Linked DNA regions of Homo sapiens: regions 1 and 2 are each linked to region 3. The links are chromatin contacts, found by Hi-C in ENCODE. All regions are on one chromosome and are shown on one strand. Each heading gives the region's core, a stretch centred on a gene start or an enhancer-like site at or near the end of the contact. The rest is flanking DNA. Distances are from core to core; before and after follow the strand shown. Region 1 holds the start of LINC02265 (long intergenic non-protein coding RNA 2265). Region 2 overlaps APBB2 (amyloid beta precursor protein binding family B member 2). Region 3 overlaps TBC1D1 (TBC1 domain family member 1).

Region 1 (4,240 bases), core at 1-2,500, 2.2 Mb after region 3:
TACGATTTAGTATTATAGCAACTTTTTTTAAAAAGCAGAAGTGCTAAGAAAAGTTAAGGAACTCAACAAAGCTTGCATCGCTAGGAAGTAAAAAGCCAGAATTTTGATTTAAATCTAATGACCTATGTTTATTCCATATTATGCAGCCTCTTGGATGCTCTAATGCTGGCCTAATCAGGAGAAAGAGGCAAATGAGATCACGGTCAAAACTGCTGGGGAAGTCAGGTGCAGTGGCTCACGCCTGTAAACCCAGCACTTTGGGAGGCTGAGGAAGGAGAATCACTTGAGCCCAGGAGGTCAAGGCTGCAGTGAGCTATGATTGCACCACTGCACTCCAGCCTGGGTGACAGCGTGAAACCCTGTCTCAAACAAACAAGCAAAAACTACCAGGATTGAAAATATCTGAGTGAGGAAGATGGTTTGTAATGGAGGCAAGCTAGCAAGAAAAGAATGTGGGGGAGGGGTTCTATACCTGCATCAGATCATCTGAGGGCCCACAGTGCAGCTCCGTGGGCTCTGAGGGATTGTGTAAGAGGCAGCTGGCAGATATGCATGGGGTGGGCTGATCTGGCAAAAAGACGAGATAAATCTGAAAAATACATTTTACAGTGCTCTTTACACTGAAGAATCTTGCAGAGTAACTGGTAGATATGATAAGGGATAGAGAAGGAATTACTGCTTAATAGCTAGCCAGACACTGGCATTAAGGTTTCTGCATATTTAAATGGGTGTGCTTTTCCCATCCCTGACAGATTCTTTTGTTTTCCCCTACGTCCTTAGGTTCCTCTTTTATACAAATGGCCTCTATGTCCATTCACACTGTTCTGCAAGATCAAAGGAGAAAATAATTCCCAAAGCAATGTTCTGGGACACTGAGGGTCATCAAACATCAAGTGAAATTTGATCAACTTGCATTTTTATGTATTATCTCTTACCTTTTGCATCTTCAGAAAGGCAGTTTATCTTTATTTTCATTTAGTGGTAAAATATTTTCTAATAGCATCAGTGAAATCCTGTTGAAAGTCAATGGCCAGCTTTTTAGACATAAGACAAATGAGAGTTCTGTTGGGCACAACAGAACTGCTAACAGGTCTTTCACTATATTTCTTTCTCTCTCAGCCATTGATGGGTGTCTGACACCTCCAAACTCCCTCTATGCTGGGCTGATTAGAAGTGGAGGAGTTGTCTAAGATGCAACTGTTTGAACTTCAGCGGTGGAAGGTTGGGCAGCTGGGCCCCAGGTGTGTGCATTCAGACTGTAGCAGGAGTGATGCCCTCTCCCCGTGGTCCATCAAGCTCTATCTATAAGATGAGTCTCAGGAGACTGAGTACCAACCTCTAGACAGGAGCAGGGAGGGATATAAAATAGAAATGTTGACAAGGCAAAGAGAATGATGCCCCCAAGGCCACTGTGGTTCTACAGACTTATGTTTGTGCTCGAGTTAGAGCAGGATGAGGTTGGAAATGAAGCTTACAGAGTTACAAGGGACGGCGGTAGTTCCAGAAAGGACAGGGTCATCTGGTTTTTGGAAGGCATCTTGGAGATTTCATCGTACGTAAGCCATCCAGAGCTAGTATGTGGGCTGCATGATGTTGGGGACTTGCTTTCCTCCTGTCTTTTTGCTCTACTGTTCTCGATACAGAACTTCTCCCTGTGAGGTCCGATGGTAGTTAGGGAGCAATGGTGCTAATAGGAGGCTTTGTTAATGAGAACAGGGATGCCTGCTAGATTTGGGGTTAGAAAGGAAAACAAAGAAATGTGATGAGGTCCTAGTGTCGTTGGCAGCTGGCAAATTCATTACATCATCAAGCTCTCTGACTTAAGTCTCTTGCCTACCTTGCGCTGGTTAAAACGAAAATGTAGCCCTCAGCGCCGCAGAAAACAATTCTCCAGGGCTGTGACCATGGGGTGCCAGGGAGGAAGTGAAACTAATTGGGCAAAGACTCTTCCTGTCTGTCCATTCCTCTGTGTGGCCCTCTGGTAGAAGCAAGGATTTATGCATGTTGGGCTAGATATGAGTGAAAAAGGGGAAACATGGTCTGAAGGAGGACTTTGGGGTCAGGAATAGTCTAAAGTTTAGCAATTTTCTTTTGCTTTAGGAATCGCTCTTTGACCTCATTTTTTTTTTCTTTTTAAGTGAAGTTTCCAAGCAGAAAAGGCAGTATTTGCCAAGTGCTACAATTCACTCTAAGCTGATTGGGTTCTGAACACGAAGGCCCTTTTTACTCTCACAATCATTTAAAAACAGTAGTAGTAAGTGGGGTGTTTTCGCACTAATTTACAGGTTCCTCATTTGTTGCTATGATGACCCCCTGAGGCCGGAATTGTTATCCTCTTACAGATGGGGCAGTTGAAGCTCAGAGAGAAGTGGCTTGACCAAGGCCCAACGGCAGGTGAGCAGCAGAGTCTAGGGTTTTATCTTTCTATCACACCTGTCACCGTGGTGCCCGGGGATGAGCAGTCACTTCAGATAAACGTTGAGGTTTCTGTTACCAGCCGTCCTCCGGGCCCAGTGTGATTAGTCTACTTTGCTCAGCTTCCTGTAGGTGTGTTGTGATACTCTGTAGATACTTTATTTCCTCTTCTCCCCTAGTTCGTCCAGAAATACAAACTGTTGAATTTCTTTATCATCATTTTAGAAGTGATAAACATTCCCAAAAGGTATGTTATTTCTGCCATGGAGTTGGCAGTCTTTATTCATGCAGAATGCATTCTGGAGTGTTTTGTTTTAGTGAAAAGAAGACATTCTTAGAAATTGAAGACAAAGAGGAGAGGAAGTGAGCCCGCAGGGGGCATGTTCCCATGGGATTGGGAGTCAGGCATCTTTAGGTATCTCTGCTCCCTTCTCCTCGGGAGAAAGCAAGGACCACTGCCTTCTAAGTCAAGCAGACCTTGGTTCAAATCCCAGCTCTGGCGAAAATTCTTGAGGAAGATATTTAACCTCTCTGAGCCTCAGTTTCCTCATCTAGAAAATGGGGAGAATAATATCACTTTCTTCATTGGGTCATTGGGGGGAATTTAATGAAGTAATGCAACATTTTTCCAAGTGTGATATACATCCTATAGGTGATAGATGATTTTCTGGTGATATAGATATTCTAATGTAATAATTATAACATACACACACCAGCACACCAAAATCATCATTTCACAGGTCTGATTGCTTAGGGTGTGGCTAGGTAAGAAGCATATATAACCCACATTAAAGACTATTTTAATACAATGTTAAATGTGTGATAGAGATGGCATCAGTGGACTAGAGAGGGGGAACGACCATCACCAGGAATCCCTGAAGGAATGTGTATGAAAGTGGGCCCTGCCCACTTTGGTTGAAGTCTTCCACCCTGGTTGACTTTGGACAAAGGAAACCAGGCAGATCCAGGTTGGATGGGAAGGCTGGCTCTCCCTGAGACCTGAAGCCAGGGGCCCTGTGAAGAGTCCCTGTTAATTTCATCTTGCGCTGCTGCCCTCTGGTGTTCACGCGCTGTTCCCAGTGTCTTGAGAGCAAGTCAAAGCCGAGCCAGTGCGATTTAGAGCGTGAGCGCGACCCTGTCTGGCCCTTCTCCCACTTCTTTGTTTCCCTGCTTTCAGGGACTTTCCGAGTCCCATCAATCCCACCACCTTGGCCTATCCTCCCCCAAGTGTCACTTCCTCCTGCAGCCTAGTCGCAACTCCCCTTCCCCCAAACTCCTTACTAATCAGCAGAGGATGCTCTGGTTCTCAGGTGTGAACAACAAATGAGCTTAGTTTACTGAGGGGACATTTGTTTTAAAAGAGAAACCAGTTTAACAAAACAAAAACTCAAGTCAGCAGGAAGTGAAGTGGCTATATTTTTGAAATGAGGGTCTTTCCTTGTCTCCCAAGCTTCCTCTACAGAATGGAACCTGCTCTTTAAGCAGGCAGCCACATCCCGGGAATGAAATCCTTCAAAGGGAATGAATTGCCTTTCTTCCCAGCCAATTCTACAAGAAACTTTCAAATAGTTTCACTTTCTGTGTTCGAACATAATACTTATAACTGAGAACCCCAAATATAAGTGGTTTTTGTTAAATCACTGGATATAATAAAGGCTGGGTGTGATGGCTCATGCCTGCAATCCCAGCACATTGGGAGGCCGAGGTGGGTGGATCACTTGAGGCCAGGAGTTCGAGACCAGCCTAGTCAACATGGTGAAAGCCCATCTCTACCAAAAATACAAAAATTAGCCAGGCCTGGTGGCAGGTACCCATAGTCCCAGCT
Region 2 (3,906 bases), core at 857-3,356, 2.9 Mb after region 3:
TACCAAACTGCATCCATCATTTTAAAAACTGTGTCATCATCCTACTCCAAACTGTATGTGGCATCTTCTCTTCCTCTTCTGCCAAGCAGAGCAAAGACTCTAGGTTACAGCTCATGAAGGTGTAAATTGGGTTGATATGCTCTATGGAGGCAAATGGAGGAAAAAGAAAGGAAGGAAACCCTGAATGGGGGTTGGGGGCAGGGAGGGGTAAGATTTACTCTGCTAACTACATAGATTTCTGGTCATTTTGGACTGAGTTTCATTTTTTTTTTTTTTGGAGGCAAGGTTTCACTCTGTTGCCCAGGTTGCAGGGCAGTGGTGCAATCTTGGCTCACTGCAACTTTCGTCTCAGCCTCCTGAGTAGCTGGAACTACAGATGTGTGCCACTACGCATGGCTAATTTTGTTGTGTGTGTGTGTGTTTTGCTTTTTTTTTTTTTTTTTTTTTTGTAGAAATGAGATCTCACCATTTTGCCCAGGCTGGTCTCGAACTCCTGGGCTCAAGAAATCTGCCTGCCTTGGCCTCCCAAAGTGCTAGGATTACAGGTGTGAGCCACCGTGCCTTGCTGGGTTTTGATTTTTAAATTTTTTATTTTGCTTCCTGGTATTGATTTTTAAAAGTCCCCTGGAAAATGCCTTGCATTTAAAAACCCTCACACCCCTTACGATAACCTATTCTGTCCCTAAAATTAAGACTATAACTTTCAAAACACTTTAGATGAAATTGTGCTAGGCCAGAGTAAGTGATCCTATTTATTTTTTTAAAAATATGTATCCAAAAAGTACAGGGGGAAAAAAAACCTATAGTGTTCTAACTATAGCAATTTCCTCCTGCTTTTATCCCTGTGTCTGAAGTGAGGTCATTTTTGTTTGTTTTTGGCAAGTGAACAGAGAAAAGAAGAAAGAAAAACACACACACACACCCTAGACTTTTCACCCCCTCCTCCTAAAACAGACACACTTGTTAATTTACAGCTTTGAAAATCATCTGGGTAGTTCTTCCATAATTCACCATCTTCCTTGGTTTTCTAGGATTTTTTTTAGAACCTTCAGACCCCAGAGGGCATTTCACTTGAAGATGCTACTCGTCTCATCCCTTCAGAAGGTGGGCTGAGGTTTCCTTAAGAATCTTCTATGAGAGTGGTCTGCAATTAGAAAGTTATAACAATTCTACCTGTGAGGGTGTTCTACAATCAGAACACTGCTCTCACTCTCCCTCCTCCTCCCCATCTCTCTCTCTCACACTCACGCACAGACACCACACACACCACACTCACACTGAAATTAAGAGTGAAAACTGTTAAGGCTAAAAATACTACAGAGAGAAAAGCATCTTTGCTAACACTTAATACTCAGAACAACTTTTTGAAAGTGAAAATGACGATGCTTTACCTGACTGATTATCAATGCAGCTGCCTTTTTTGTTTGTTGCTTGTTTTTAAGAGACAGGGTCTCACTCTGTTGCACAAGCTGGAAGCCAGTGGCATAATTATAGCCTTGACCACCTGGGCCCAAGTGACATCCTCTGCCTCAGCCTCCCGAGTAGCTGGTACTAAAGGTGCACGGCACTACACTTAGCTAATTTTATTTATTTATTTATTTTTGGTAGAGATGGGGGGGGGTCTTTCTATGTTGCCCATGCTGGTCTCAAACTCCTAGCCTCAAACTATCCTCCCACCTCAGCCTCCCAAAGCACTGGGATTACAGGTGTGAGCCACTGCACCAGATTGACACAGCTTTTTAGTTCGCTTCAGCAGCTATAGATTTACCTTCTGATGTAGTTAAACAACATTTTAGATACGTGCTGAACAGCAGTCTTGGACACCTCATTAATATGTAGTAAGGAAGAGAGCAAACCAACACTTGGAAAATTGTTCAATGAGGTGTGTGAAATGACTGGATGGAAACGCTGGTAACCCCTGGAAGTAACGCGGGAAGTATGAAGCCAGCGAGCAGGAGTATCACGAGCAGAAGACCGACCCCCGATGTCCAGGCCAGGGAGCTGCACCACCCTCAGGACCCATCACCTTCCTCACCCCTTCAAGTAAGACCGAGGCTCATGGGCAATGACGAACAAGCCAAACCACAGGGCCGGATGGAGATAGGCCGGCCTGCCATGTGCAGGATCTCTACGTTGTGAAACACTGTCTTCCTGCCTACTTGTTCTAGTCTACTCTGCTGCTTATCTGAAGTTATTTTCTGTTTGTGTACACAATCGTAGTCCCTCTTTTACTCTCTCTCTGTGCTTTTCCTTCAGTGGGAGAATTAATTTTCCATACCAGAATATTTATAAAATCCAATTTTTGCTGAGCCCTTACTACATGGCAATCACTACGTTCTGTGCCCCACATGTCTTGTTTCAGTTAATCATCACAACCACCCCACAAGGCAGAGACTATTATTAACCCTATTTGACAGAGGAGGAAACGTATGGTGTTAAGTGACTCAGCCACAATCATCCATTTAGTAATAGCACAGCTGGGATTTAAATATTCAGTGTTCATAGTGCAGTAAAGCTTATGGCACAAATTCCATTTTAGGGACAAGAACAAGAGAAGAGATTTCCAGTAGTTTAATTTCTGGAGCACAGGAGCAATTAAGAACTCTTCTCTCTTTTTTTTTTTTTTTTTTTTTTTTAACAAAAATGTTTTTTGAGACAGGGTTACCCTTTGTCTCCCAGGCTGAAGTGCAGTGGTGTGATCTTGGCTCACTGCAGCCTTGACCTCCGGGGCTCAAGGAGATCCTCCCACCTCAGCTTCCTGAGTAGCTGGGACTACAGGCACGTGCCATCATACCCAGCTAATTTTTTGTTTATTTTTTATAGAGATGAAGTCTCATTATGTTGCCCAGGCTGGTCTCAAACTCCTGGCCTCAAGCAATCCTCCTGCCTCAACCTCCCAAAGTGCTGGGATTACAGCATAAGCCATCATGCCTGGCCACTTCTACTTGATTCTATCAAAAACAAAAGAAAATATTATTTTTTAAAAGAAAATAAATGTTTTCCACGTTTTTCATTAAGGCTGTGATTCTTGTTAAATGTTAGCCAGATCAGTATCCATTATAATAGGAACACAGCACTTCAAACACAACAGAAGGCCCTAACTAAAGCAGTTCCTGTGTCAGAATCTGAGCCATGCTTCTCAAATGATGCATAGAGGAGGAAGTTAAAATGCAGGTTCCTGAGACCCACTACCTGCGTCTGAGTCTGTAAGGCACAGGTAGGGCCCAGGTATCTACATTTAAAGAAACACCTAGGAGAGGCTGGGCGCGGTAGCTCACACCTGTAATCCCAGCACTTTGGGAGGCCAAGGCAGGCAGATCACAAGGTCAGAAGATCAAGACCATCCTGTGAATGGTGAAGCCCCGTCTCTACTAAAAATTACAAAAAATTAGCCGGGCACGGTAGCGGGCGCCTGTAGTCCCAGCTACTCGGGAGGCTGAGGAAGGAGAATGGCGTGAACCTGGGAGGTGGAGCTTGCAGTGAGCCGAGATCGCGCCACTGCACTCCAGCCTGGGCAACAGAGCAAGACTCATCTCAAAAAAAAAAAAAAGAAACACCTAGGAGTTCTGATGCAGACAGACTACAGGCCAAACTTACTAGCTGCAACGAGATTTTCTCCAAGACTTGCAAATGAAGAAAATAAGATTGCTCTTGAAGTTAAAGTATGATAGTTGAATCAGTCAATGGATCAAAACCAAGAAATGGAGTAAGAGTGAGATAAGATGTCTCCCAAACATAGTATGACTTATCTTTAACTCAGTAGAAAATATTACTGTATCTTGGGCCGGGTGCAGTGACTCATGCCTGTAATCCCAGCACTTTGGGAGGGTGAGGTGGGCAGGATCATGAGGTCAAGAGATTGACACCATCCTGGCTAACATGGTGAAACCCCATCTCTACTAAAAA
Region 3 (4,025 bases), core at 1,131-3,630:
ATATGAGGGAAGCCATATGTATAAGGTTATTCTCCTAGACTTGTCACTTATAATAACAGAAACTTGGAACTAGATGTCTAACACTTGATGACTGGATTAATATGATGATGGTAGGTTGAGCTGGTAGAATATCATGAAGCCAGTTATATATAGCGACATGAAAAAGCTCTTATTTGATACAATGTTAAGTAAAGGAAAAGTGGGATAGGAAATTTTATGTTGGTTATGTTTAGAACTAGAAAAACATGCTTTTAGGAAATAGGAAATATAGCTAGATATAAAAGTTGTATTTGGTGATTTTTCTTTTATTTTTCAAGCTTCCAATAATGTAGCTCTATTGCTTCAGTAACTTAAAATAGTTTTATCTTTTCGGCAAAACATCGAAAGTATGGAAATAGTCATTCCTACTTTGGCAAACAGAAGAGAAATTTTCTTCAGTACCAAAATTCTGGAACTTGACTGAAAACTATGAAGAACCTAAGAGCCAGGATGACAGGAAGGCTCTAGATCCCCAGTAATTACAACTCTAGTGGAATTGCTCTGAGATGGGCCAGCAAGAAAGAAGATGAGAGCCAGTCCCCCTTGCAGAGGGGCCAGGTACCTTGCAGCTTTGTGTAGTGACCAGTGCTCAGGGAACGGCTTAGGCAAGACCCTGGGGGAGGTGGGCACTGCACTTGTCCAGCCTCAGGAGTGACTCAGACCAGAAATGAAAACACCTTAAAGTGTATATATCTTGTTTTCCTATCAACACCTAGTTTTTAATATTCGTCTGTTTTATTCATCTGAGACAACATACCAAAGGATTGGGTTTTTAATGTTAGGCCTTCCTGCTCTTTCTCTGGCTGAGAACTGCTCCTGGCAGTGGATCACTTGTGCTGTCTAAGTGTGCAAGGACAGGCGCCCCTCCCAATTCTTTTCTTTCCCCAAGTAATTAGCCCAAGGGCTGAAGCCCTCGTTCAGTGACCAGGGTTCTCCTTTGACCACCAGCCTCATATTGCCATGGTTTGGGGTAAATTCAGGGGCATAACTGCAGAATGAAGGGCCTAGGAGTCTTGGCAGTCAGGAGATCATCAGGCAATTAAGCAGAGATGATTGTGACCCAGGGTGGTTCCTAGGGATTAATGGAGGCCTGGAAGAGTTTATGGCTTTGGGTACTGCTGAGAGCCATTAACTTAACACAGAACATCAATCCGTAGGAAAAGCCAGAGGTTTTGTTCCCAGGCTTTCCAGGTTAGGAGATCACTTAAATCTTTGTGAAAGAAAAAAAGTAATAGTGTACATGACATTTATTCAGCACCATATTTATAATTATACATGAGTGCCAAACAATCTCAGTTTTAACATTTGTGGTTTTTACTGTTCAGACTATTCAGAAGTTCCATGACGTGGCATCCATTGATGATGGTTTTGCTGAGGTTGAAATGTGAGGGTTTTGTGGCAGGTGTGTGGAAGCAGATCCCTTAGCTAAGAGAGCGCCTGCTCAACCTGCCAGGCGTGTGCTGGGAACTTCCAGGAGTTGCCTCGTTTAATTCTCACAGCCATCCTGGGAGGTAGGCGCTGTCTGCCCCAGGTGGGAGGCCAGGAACTGTGGCTGAGAGAGGTTAAGTACCGAGCTCAAGTCATTCATAGAGTCGCCAGTGGAGCCGCAATTTTAAGGCTGACTCAAAGCCTCTGAGCCAGTTACCTCGGCTGTCAAATGGAGATAATAATCCCTGCTGACCTCACGGTCGCTCTGAAGGACAAAAGAGAATCAGTTCAATCCAGTAAACAATTCTCTCTCTCCCTCTTACTCCCCTCGCACACATGCACACACACCCCACAGATATAATGGATTTTAGTTTTTAGGCATCAAATGACTTTTGTGCCTTATTAATATTATCCACTGAATCAAAAACAGCAAGCTGAAAAATTCATCTCAAGGAAGAGAAAATAAGATTGTTGGGAATGGTGAGAAAGGAAACATGGTTTTTGAAAATTGATTCCAGGGAAGATAGGCTAGTTTGAATGCCAGTAGGGAGCCATCAGAAGAAGTAGTTTTACACTGATTTTTAACAATATTGGAGTTGCTTAAGGCAATGCAATAGAGAGGCAGTTTCTGCCCTTTTAAAGCCTGACTTCACTTTCTGAATGTGTGTTCTGATCTAGCAGGGTTTTTTTTTTTTTTCTTTTAAGATGGTCCCAGCTTGACTGCATTCTCAGATCCATCAGATAAACGTTAGGGCTTCACTGCTGTGCTGAGAGGCCCCAGCCCCTGGGGTTCTCTCATAGAAACAACTGGAAAGAAAGGAAATGCCTTGGGCAGCAGCAGCAGCAGCTGTCTTCTGATTCTGCTTTCCGCCCTGCCTTCCTTACCAAGAGAAAGTACAGACACGGACGGCTTGAGTCACTTAGGCACTTAGGAGTTGTTTTTCACACGTGTGGTGTTTTCGTCACCATTACTATTGTGGGAAAGAAGACAACTCAGGCATCGTTTCGTATTCACTCATCTGTGTGGGTGACATGTGGGTTTTGGCTCATTTCTGCATATTTGTGTGCAAAGGAGAGTTTTTTAGTAAACAGTCCCATTACTTAGCTGTTCTTGTAACTCTGAAAACCCAACTGAACTATAATTAAACTTTGACTTGGTGACTCTGCAAACAGGCTATGATTCTTTTGTTTCTTTTCTCCTTTTAACCCATAGTTGATGTATCTAACCTAACAGAATTTTCAGAGAAAAGAAGTGAAATAAGAACTAAAAATAAATTTTTATGTCTTTAAAAATGAGAGGTTTTTTTTTTTTTTTTGGCTTTTGGAAGGTGAGTATCAAAAACCTGTACTTAATGTTACCTTGGAATTATTTCTAGATGTTTCTTATATCCTTTTGTCCCAAGTAAAATTATTACCTTCTCAGTGCGTAGTTTTTCTTATTTATTACTTCTAGTACCAAGTGTAGAGCTAAGCGTAGAGGAGACGCTTCACAGGTGCGCATTGTCGTGATTGCAGACGCCTGCCTGTACTTGTGGGGTTTTTCTCAGTTTTAGTACGTGATGACTTTTCTTTCTATAACAGGTATTTGAAATGGACATCGCTAAACAGTTACAAGCTTATGAAGTTGAGTACCACGTCCTTCAAGAAGAACTTATCGATTCCTCTCCTCTCAGTGACAACCAAAGAATGGATAAATTAGAGAAAACCAACAGCAGCTTACGCAAACAGAACCTTGACCTCCTTGAACAGTTGCAGGTAGAGCATATTTATAAAGCAGCTTCCTGAATCACAAATATATGGTAGTTCATTAACTCACCAAAGGCAACAGCAGGCTGGGCTTTCCCATGACCAGAGGACCTTTCCCACCCTGATCTGTTTATAGTTGGGATCAAAGGTATCCCGGGAGAATGGGTCCTTTTTATTATGGAGCAGACAGATTGTCCTTTGCTAAGGTCAGGCAGTCCCAGAGCTTTCTGAGAGGCTGTTTCTGCACTTAACTCTTTTAGGGGACAGGCCCAGAGATGAACTTGGATTCAGGATGCCGTGGCCTGTTAGCTGAATGCCAGCCGTTGTCATTACTCAAAGAGAATCTAAGAGCTTTTAACTTCTATGAGCAAAACCAGCTAGGTCCACAGAGGGATGGTAAAGGAGGAAAGTAACACAGAAATAAATATAACAAACCAGAAGAGATGATAATTCTTTGTGAGTCCTTGGTGCATATACAAAGATTTGATTAATGAAGGTCTCAGTTCTCCCCTCTAGAAACTTCCATTTCAACACGGATATACTCAGGTGAGGACATACAGAAGAAAGACCAGTTGAGACTGTGCACGCAGGAGGGTGTGCAGAGCAAGCACTGAGGTGCAGCACGGAGACCAGAGCTGGCCAGGTCCAGCATCACCCCCACCCCCACATCACCCAGGCACACTGCCCAAAAGAACACCTAACTGCGGAGTGCAGCTCTTTTGTCAATCTGATGGCATGAAGCAACCATATGTTCTACTTTTTTCTACTTTTTTTAATGTCACAAGTGTGTAGCAGTGCTGTCCCTGTTAAGG

The links. A loop is a pair of places that touch in the nucleus more often than their neighbours do. Pooled maps may share reads with other maps.
Region 1: a loop to region 3 is called in a map with no recorded cell type, with 22 times the contacts of the local background. The contact joins the promoter of LINC02265 here to the enhancer-like site in region 3. A Hi-C loop is called at or near these places in 2 of 37 single-sample maps with no recorded cell type and 6 of 50 pooled maps.
Region 2: a map with no recorded cell type shows a loop between it and region 3 (22-fold over the local background). The contact joins two enhancer-like sites. A Hi-C loop is called at or near these places in 3 of 37 single-sample maps with no recorded cell type and 4 of 50 pooled maps.

The regions. Positions count from the first base shown.
Region 1 is chr4:40,305,935-40,310,174 of GRCh38, forward strand. LINC02265 (long intergenic non-protein coding RNA 2265) reads left to right here and starts at 1,251. Exons shown (of 4, transcript NR_121641.1): 1 at 1,251-1,552; 2 at 2,343-2,394. RefSeq lists enhancers at 1,671-1,720, 2,291-2,420, 3,425-4,063, 3,994-4,240, 4,064-4,240 and a silencer at 3,358-3,652.
Region 2 is chr4:40,990,750-40,994,655 of GRCh38, forward strand. All of the region lies in intron 6 of APBB2 (amyloid beta precursor protein binding family B member 2), which reads right to left. Among named protein-coding and RNA genes, the nearest start is that of APBB2, 220 kb to the right of the region's middle. RefSeq lists a silencer at 364-433. Within about 2 kb of position 2,107, at least 9 of the 41 ENCODE cell types and tissues checked have a DNase peak (open chromatin) inside an H3K27ac peak, as active enhancers do.
Region 3 is chr4:38,130,036-38,134,060 of GRCh38, forward strand. TBC1D1 (TBC1 domain family member 1) reads left to right here. Exons shown (of 22, transcript NM_001396959.1): 21 at 3,049-3,222. Among named protein-coding and RNA genes, the nearest start is that of PTTG2, 170 kb to the left of the region's middle. RefSeq lists a silencer at 2,903-3,042. Within about 2 kb of position 2,381, at least 28 of the 41 ENCODE cell types and tissues checked have a DNase peak (open chromatin) inside an H3K27ac peak, as active enhancers do.